Linked DNA regions of Homo sapiens: region 2 is linked to region 1. Evidence: chromatin contacts called from ENCODE Hi-C or POLR2A ChIA-PET data. All regions are on one chromosome and are shown on one strand. Each heading gives the region's core, a stretch centred on a gene start or an enhancer-like site at or near the end of the contact. The rest is flanking DNA. Distances are from core to core; before and after follow the strand shown.

Region 1 (3,620 bases), core at 135-2,634:
CTCCTCCAGGAGCACTCGGAAGCCCATCGCAGGACATGAGTGCTGACTGGCCCTCTGCTTCCGCTATACCCTCTGCTACTCAACCAGAGTCAAACTCGCAAGACCAAGGGTACCTGGCTAGTGGTTCAGTTCTAACTCATGCGGCAGTGGGGCCTCCCCCGGAGGAACACAGCAGGGTGATCAGGTCACCGGTTCCTACACACCAGGAACTCCTATGTCCTGTTCAGAGTTTCGAGGTACTCGATCTATTTTATTTTATTTTATTTTTAAGGTCAGGGTCTCACTCCGCTGCCCAGGCTGGAGTGCAGTGGCACAATCATGGTTCTCTGCAGCCTCAAACTCCTGGCCTCAAGCAATCCTTTTTCCTTAGCTGCCCAAGTAGCTGTAACTACAGGTACACGGCACTACAGCTGGCTCATTTTTCTATTTAGTGGAAATGGGGTCTCCCTATGCTGTCCAGGGTGGTCTCAAACTTCTGGCCTCAAGCGATCCTCTCATCTTGGCCTCCCAAAGTGCTAGCATTACAGGTGTGAGCCACCACACCCAGCCTTGAATTGTACACTTTAAACGAAGTGTATGGGTGAAGTGTATGGTATGTGAATTACAGTTCAATAAAGCTGTTTCTTTCTTTTTTTTTTTTTTTTTAAAGGAAAGGCTGAGAACAGGAAGGAGTCTGTGTCACAGCTCTGTCCACAAAAGAGAGACACTGCCTTCTCAAAGCCTGTGTGAACAACCCACGAGAACTCTGATCTCACTTGCTTTGATCTGACTTTGTACTCACCAAATTTCTTTCTTGTAACTATCTTGGGTTTGGGGAGTGGCCTGGCTGGCAGACATAGCATTTTGGTGAATGGAGCAGTGTATTTACCAACACATGAACAGATTGGCACTGGGGTTTGTTAATGAGCGTCTTGTGATCAGTGTTGGTGTGAACAAGTTTTGAAACAGTCACTCCATGAAGCCCAGGCCCCTAGCCATCCAATCTGATCAGTCAGCCTCTGGTGCACCAAGTAAAACGTCTGAGGCTGCTGAGTCTCCGGAGTGACTTCTGGCCTCAGAGACCCTGGGCTGCCAGCCAAAGCTCGGGGCAGGGAAACAGTGAAAGAGGAGGCCATCGTCATCTTTCTCATCTCCTGCCCTTGCTCACCTTTAGCAGGGCCCTGCACTAACTCTGTGACCCTGAGCTGACCTCTCTGAGCCATTATCTGGAAGAGGGATAACAGAACAACCTGACAGCTCCCGGACAGTAGTAGATGCTCAATAAACGATGTGTATTATTAACCTGGGAACTTCCTGCTGGCCAAGGACAGGCAAGGGGATGGGAACAGAAGTCCCCAGAATGTGGCGAGACTGCAAGGCTGGGCTGGATGCCAGCTGGCACCATAATGCAGCTGTGTGACTGCGTGTGGTTTGGCCTCTCCAGGACCTTCCTTCCTTATTCTCCTCATTGATAAAATAAGAGGATTGGATCAGTGAACCCCTGAACATCCATGAAGACTGTAATGAATATTTTGTAAGCTATTTTTAGTATTTAAAAATGGAAATCAGTCATTTACCACCAAAAGGCCATACACACTTACTAAAATAGCCAATATTTCTTTTTTTTTTTTTTTTTTTTTGAGATGGGGTTCTCAACTCTGTCACTCAGGCTGGAGTGCAGTGGCACAATCTCGGCTCACTGAAGCCTTAACTGCCTACACTCAAGCAATCCTCCCGCCTCAGCCCCCCAAGTAGCTGGGACCACAGGCGTGCATCACCACGGCTAGCTATTTTTTTTTTATTATTTGTAGAGACAAGGTCTCACCATGTTGCCCAGGCTGGTCTGGAACTCCTGGGCTCAAGCAATCCTCCCACCTCGGCTTCCCAAAGTTCTAGGATTCCAGGCTTGAGCCACCAAGCCCAGCCCAATTTTGATCACTGTTTACTATTTGTTCACTGTTTTTGTTTCATTATATGTTTATACATATGGCCTTGATTGGCAAAAACAAGTGGATAAATTAATTATTAATAAATGTAGAATGTTATGGCGCTATAAGCTTTCAAAATAATTGGTTTATTAAGAAAAAGGATCCATGCTATCCTTAAAGGAGAGAAGGCTGGATCACCAGACCAAATGATCTGTAAAGCAAGTTCTTTTCAAAGTACTATCTCCAGGTAGGGCGGGGCATAATTACCTGGTGATGTCATCTAGTGCAGGTGTGCCAGCATTGTAATCCATCCTCTCCCAGGGCTTTAAAAGGAGGTAGTTTCACAGTGTGGATAACTAACGTCACATTCAGTACAATACTGCCTCCTTCACTCCTGCCCCAGAGCAAGTGGGTGGATTCCAAATAAAACCACCCAGGCTGAAGAGCTCCACCTATGATAGGTATGGATGAAGACAATGAGCTAGCCCGTACCACCCAGCCAAGAAAAGTAATCTGTGTCCGCAGGGCCTCGAGACTAAAGACGCTGGGTTCTAAACAAGTTGTAAAATAGGAAACTCAAATTTAAAATTTTCATCCCCAAAGCACCGTGCTACTCGGAAATCTTGACATAACGATTTATTTACTCAAGGTAATCTTGTGTATGTTAATTAACTTCCTTGAGCCTCAGTTTCTTCACCAAAAGAAAAAGAATCTGGGGCCAAGTATGGTGGTTCATGCCTGTAATCTCAGCACTTTGGGAGGCCAAGGCAGGAGGATCGCTTGAGGCCAGGAGTTTGAGGTCAGCCTGGGCAATATAGTGAGACCCTGTCTCTATAAAAATTAATTTTAAAAATTAGCCAGGCAACGGTGGTACATCCCTGTAGTCCTAGCTACTCAGAAGTTAAAGATACAGTGAACTATGATTGTGTCACTGTACTCCAGCCTGGGAAACAAAGCAAGACCCTGTCTCTAAAAAATAAAAAACCAAAAGATGACACACAATCTATCAAAGCCTGTAAAAATGAAAGATATTATGATGGTTCTGATAACTTTTATTCATTTAACTGCTTCCTGTAAGTTTTCTAAAGCAGAGTTTCCCAGTGCATGTTCGTTACAGCATTTCTATGGATCCTCGAGCACTAGTTTCATAGAGTATAATAGGCATTTCATGGAAAAAAGCAATTCAGTTTGAGACATGCTGAGCTAAACCAAGTTAAACAGATGGCTGCAGAACTTCTCATACTCTTTCATATGCTAATGTACATTTCCAGGAAGGCAAGGTAGTATATTATAGTTTTAAAAGCTTATTTAACAATGGACTCTTTTCTTCCTGGAATATCTTATGGGATTTAAGATAGTGGCCCAAGAAAGACAGTTTGGGATGCTTATCTTTAAGACTGGGGATTGGCATGGCCATGAAAGTCTTGTAGCTTTCCTGAGCCTTGTTTTTCCACCTATAAAATGAGGATAATGATACTATTCCACAGGGTCGCAAAGCTGAGATGACATGATCCACAAAGCCTGCCACACAGTAGGCCTTTGGCAAATGTGATTGTTCCTTCTCTAAAGAGAGAAATTGAATCAACCTGGAACGCGTGGAGTGAAAAATTTTCATGAAATCACTAAACTAGGTGTAGTAATGCCCACCTGTAATCCCAGCTAGTCAGGAGGCTGAAGCTGGAGGATCGCTTGAGCCCAGAAGTTTGAGACTAG
Region 2 (3,665 bases), core at 885-3,384, 140 kb after region 1:
GCTCATGCCTGTAATGCCAGCACTTTGGGAGGCCAAGGTGAATGGACTGCTGGAGGTCAGGAGTTTGAGACCAGCCTGGGCAACATGGTGAAACCCTGTCTCTACAAAAATTACAGAATTAGCTGGGAGTGGTGGCACGTGCCTGTAGTCCCAGCTATTCAGGAGGCTGAGGCAGAGGATTGCTTGAGCTTGGGAGGCAGAGGCTGCACTGAGCTGAGATTGCCCCACTGCTCTCCAGCCTAGGTGACAGAGTGAGACCTTACCTGGAAAAAATAATAATAAAAATAAATATTGCTTTGTAGTTGAGAATGTGGGCTCTGATATCAGACTTGGGTTTGAGTCAAAGCCCTGCCTCTTATTAGCTGTGTACCTCAGGCAAGTTATCCTCTCTAAATTTCAGTTACTTCTATGTCATAGGTTGGTGTACGGATATAAGGCCGAGGGACAGTGTTTGACACATATATAAGCACTCAGTAAATGTGGACTATTATTATTATTGACAATTTTACTCCCTTGGCTCAGAGGTTCTGTCTTCAAGTTTCTTTATCATTTCCTCTAACCATTTCTTTGGGAACATCATTATTCCTCCTGTTTTTATTATTAACTCTGTCATCTAAAACACTACATGGCATACAGTAAGTAACAATTACATGTTGAATAAATAAACGACATCTCTTTCAACCTCTTGATTTGAATTAACAAAAATGTAGTGGACATTTTCACCCATAGTCCCACTGGCACTTGAAACGTTTAACTTAAAAAAGAAATCACTCAAGTTAGGTATTTTTTTAGCATCTCAAAGCTAACATTTCCTAAACCTAACACATCATCTTTTTATCCAAACATGCCCCTTCTGACTTTCCTATTTTAGTTACTAATTCAGCGTTTCCAAGCAACCGGGAGTTGGCAACTTAAATTCATCATTTGATCACTCATTCTTCTGAACCTCCTGTCTAACCATATGAATATCTTGTATATTTTATCTCCACAATGACCATGTTAATTCAGAGTCTCAATACTTCTTACCCACACCATTACAACACCTTAACGGTTCTACCTACTCCTTGCGTCTCCTGGACCATTTTCTTTAATAAAATACATCAGTAGCACCTCATAGCCTAAAGCATTAAATCCAATTTGTTAGCCTAGAATTCATGGCTTTCTACATAAGGGCCAAACCTAACTTTCCTGCCTTATTTCTCTCTACTCTCCTAAATGTACCGTTTCCAGATAACTTTCCTGCCTCCATACCTTTGTTCATGAGCTTCCCTCTAGCTGGAACACAACTCCCTCCACAACCCTCATAATTTCACTTAACAAAATCTAGTCTGTACATGAAAACTCATCTTAAATACCACCTCCTTTTTCTCTTTCCTGAGTCTCCCCATCCAAAATGATTTAGCAAAAATGATCTAAGTGCAAAAGAACTGCCTTTGAAATTATCTACAAGTCAACATATTAGAGTGCTTTATTGCTATCGTTTCTCCCATGCTAGCGTGCGCTCCCTACAGACAGAAATCGCGTCTTACTCTTCATTGCCTCTTCCAAAGGAACAATGCCTTTGTTTATAGGTAAATTAACGGGTTTCAGCTAGGGTCTCTGCACCTATCTCCAATACCCTTGCTTAGATATATTCTTATAGCTTGTCTACTAACAATTAACATTTGTGTAGCACTTTGAATTTTTTTCTTTTAGCCACGTGACAAATCTGTACAATTTATTATCCCAACAACCGTTCAGTATTTTCACTATCCCTTATTTCACAAATGAGGAAACTGAGAGCTAGACCAGCGTGGGGTTAGAGTACACCGGAACGCATCTCCAGGGCGCCCGAATCCCGTACTCCTTTTCCCACTTCATCCCATTCTCGACCGCCTCACTGCTCCAGGTCCCAACGCTCCAGCACTCCTGAGGTCTCTCCCTTTGCACATTGGAGCTTTCCTCCTCCGGTCCCCAGCCCCTCCACGGACACCACATTCAGGCTCACGTCCTCTCCTCCGCACTGCTTCCGCAGTTACTTCTCCCTAACCAGATTTTCTTCCCAAGGCTTCTTACCTAACCCCTTCACCCCAAACCCGAAACTCTATACTCACGACACACTAAGACTCCGAGTCAGGGAACGCAACTGAAAAACAAAAGTCAAACCAAGGAGCGGCGCGGCGCCACTGAGCGTCCCTGAATCCGTGCAATCGCGAAGAAGTTTACATGGCCCTTTGGAATGCGCACCAATGGGAAGGGCCTTCACACAGAGGCCCGCCCCCATCTCGCCCCTCCTCGCGGTGCTCCCGACCGCGCAGAGGTCTCTGGGAAATGTAGTTTTCTTCTGCCTGGAGCTCTGCGCGGGGCGACGCAGCTGGGCTGCAACCCGCTCCTCCAGGGACGGGTAGTGTGACGTTTGGGGTCAGAACGCACCACTTTCGGGCACCCCCACTTAAGATTGCTCAACTGCTTTGAGCTCAGGTACTTCGCGTTCATGGTACATATATGTTGTAATTTCCAAGCTTGTCTCAAGAGATAAAGATTCTAAGAAAAGTTTCTTCTTCCATGACCGGGTGGCCTAGAGCCAGGATAGGACCTGAGGTTCAGTTTCTACGGTCAGGGGACTATGTATTAAAATTCTACTATTTGTTCCATAGCAAACACTGCTTCCTTTTCCGGAGAAATGTAAGACACTGGGCTTTAATGATAAAAGCAAGTTCAAAATCCATTATGGTCTTATCTTTCCAGAAAGCAAGGTGTAAAGGTGGGGGAAAAGCACTTTCGTCTCAGAATTACAGCTACTGGTATGGAAAAGCTGGGGCCCTTCGCTGGTGTGAGTCCTAAGGATGTCTAAATGGAACGTGCATCTGCTACAGGCTCGCACTTTCCTTTATTGCGCTTCCCAGGTAACTGTTTTTACAAATGTAAGGTTTGTGGCAACTCTGCATGGAACCAAATCTATCTGCGCCATTTTTCCTACAGCACAGGCTTACTATGTGTCTCTGCACCACATTTGGTAATTTTCACAATATTTCAAACTTTTTCATAATTATTGTATATGTTATGCTGATCTGTTATCCTTTATATTACTATTATAATTGTTTAGGGGCACCATGAACCATGCCCATATAAGATGGCAAACTTAATTCATAAATGTTGTGGATGTTTTAACTGCTCCACAGACCAGCAGTCTCCCTGCCTTTCTCCCTCTCTTCTTGCCTCCTTATTCCTGTGATACAACAATATTGAAATTAGACCAATTAACAATCCTACAGTGGGGGTTCAAGTGAAAGGAAGAGTCACACATCTCTTACTTTAAATAAAAAGCTGAAAATGATTAAGCTCAGTGAAAAAGGCATGTTGAAAGCCAAGACAGGATGAAAGCCAGTCTTCTTGCACCAAAGTTAGCCAAGTTGTGCATGCAAAGGAAAAGTTTTTGAAGGAAATTAAAAGTGCTACTCCAGTAAACACAAAAATGATAAGAAAGTGAAACAGACATTGCTGATATAGAGAAAGTTTGAGTGGTCTGGATAGAAGATCAAACCAGCCACAGCATTCCCTGAAGCCAAAGCCTAATCTGGAGCAAAGTCCTAACTCTTCAATAAAATGAAGGCTGAGACAGGTGAGGAAGCTGCAGAAGAAAAGGTGGAAGATAGCGGAGGCTGGTTCGTGAGGTTTAAGGAAAG

Evidence for each region. Hi-C counts contacts between places; a loop is a spot of excess contacts on that map. ChIA-PET counts read pairs that join two places held with the same protein, here RNA polymerase II (POLR2A). Pooled maps may share reads with other maps.
Region 2: a loop to region 1 is called in a pooled map, with 4 times the contacts of the local background. The contact joins the promoter of CCDC77 here to the enhancer-like site in region 1. A Hi-C loop is called at or near these places in 9 of 50 pooled maps. POLR2A ChIA-PET finds 5 or more read pairs at or near these places in 5 of 52 experiments (A673, AG04449, K562 and 2 more).

What each region holds. Positions count from the first base shown.
Region 1 is chr12:536,560-540,179 of GRCh38, reverse strand. All of the region lies in intron 3 of B4GALNT3 (beta-1,4-N-acetyl-galactosaminyltransferase 3), which reads right to left. Among named protein-coding and RNA genes, the nearest start is that of B4GALNT3, 78 kb to the right of the region's middle. RefSeq lists enhancers at 442-1,171, 1,172-1,901. Within about 2 kb of position 1,384, at least 14 of the 41 ENCODE cell types and tissues checked have a DNase peak (open chromatin) inside an H3K27ac peak, as active enhancers do.
Region 2 is chr12:400,113-403,777 of GRCh38, reverse strand. It overlaps CCDC77 (coiled-coil domain containing 77), which reads right to left and starts at 2,134. Exons shown (of 13, transcript NM_032358.4): 1 at 2,094-2,134. LOC105369594 (a long non-coding RNA gene) reads left to right here and starts at 2,368. Exons shown (of 4, transcript XR_007063149.1): 1 at 2,368-2,460; 2 at 2,728-2,885. RefSeq lists enhancers at 1,324-1,876, 2,291-2,610.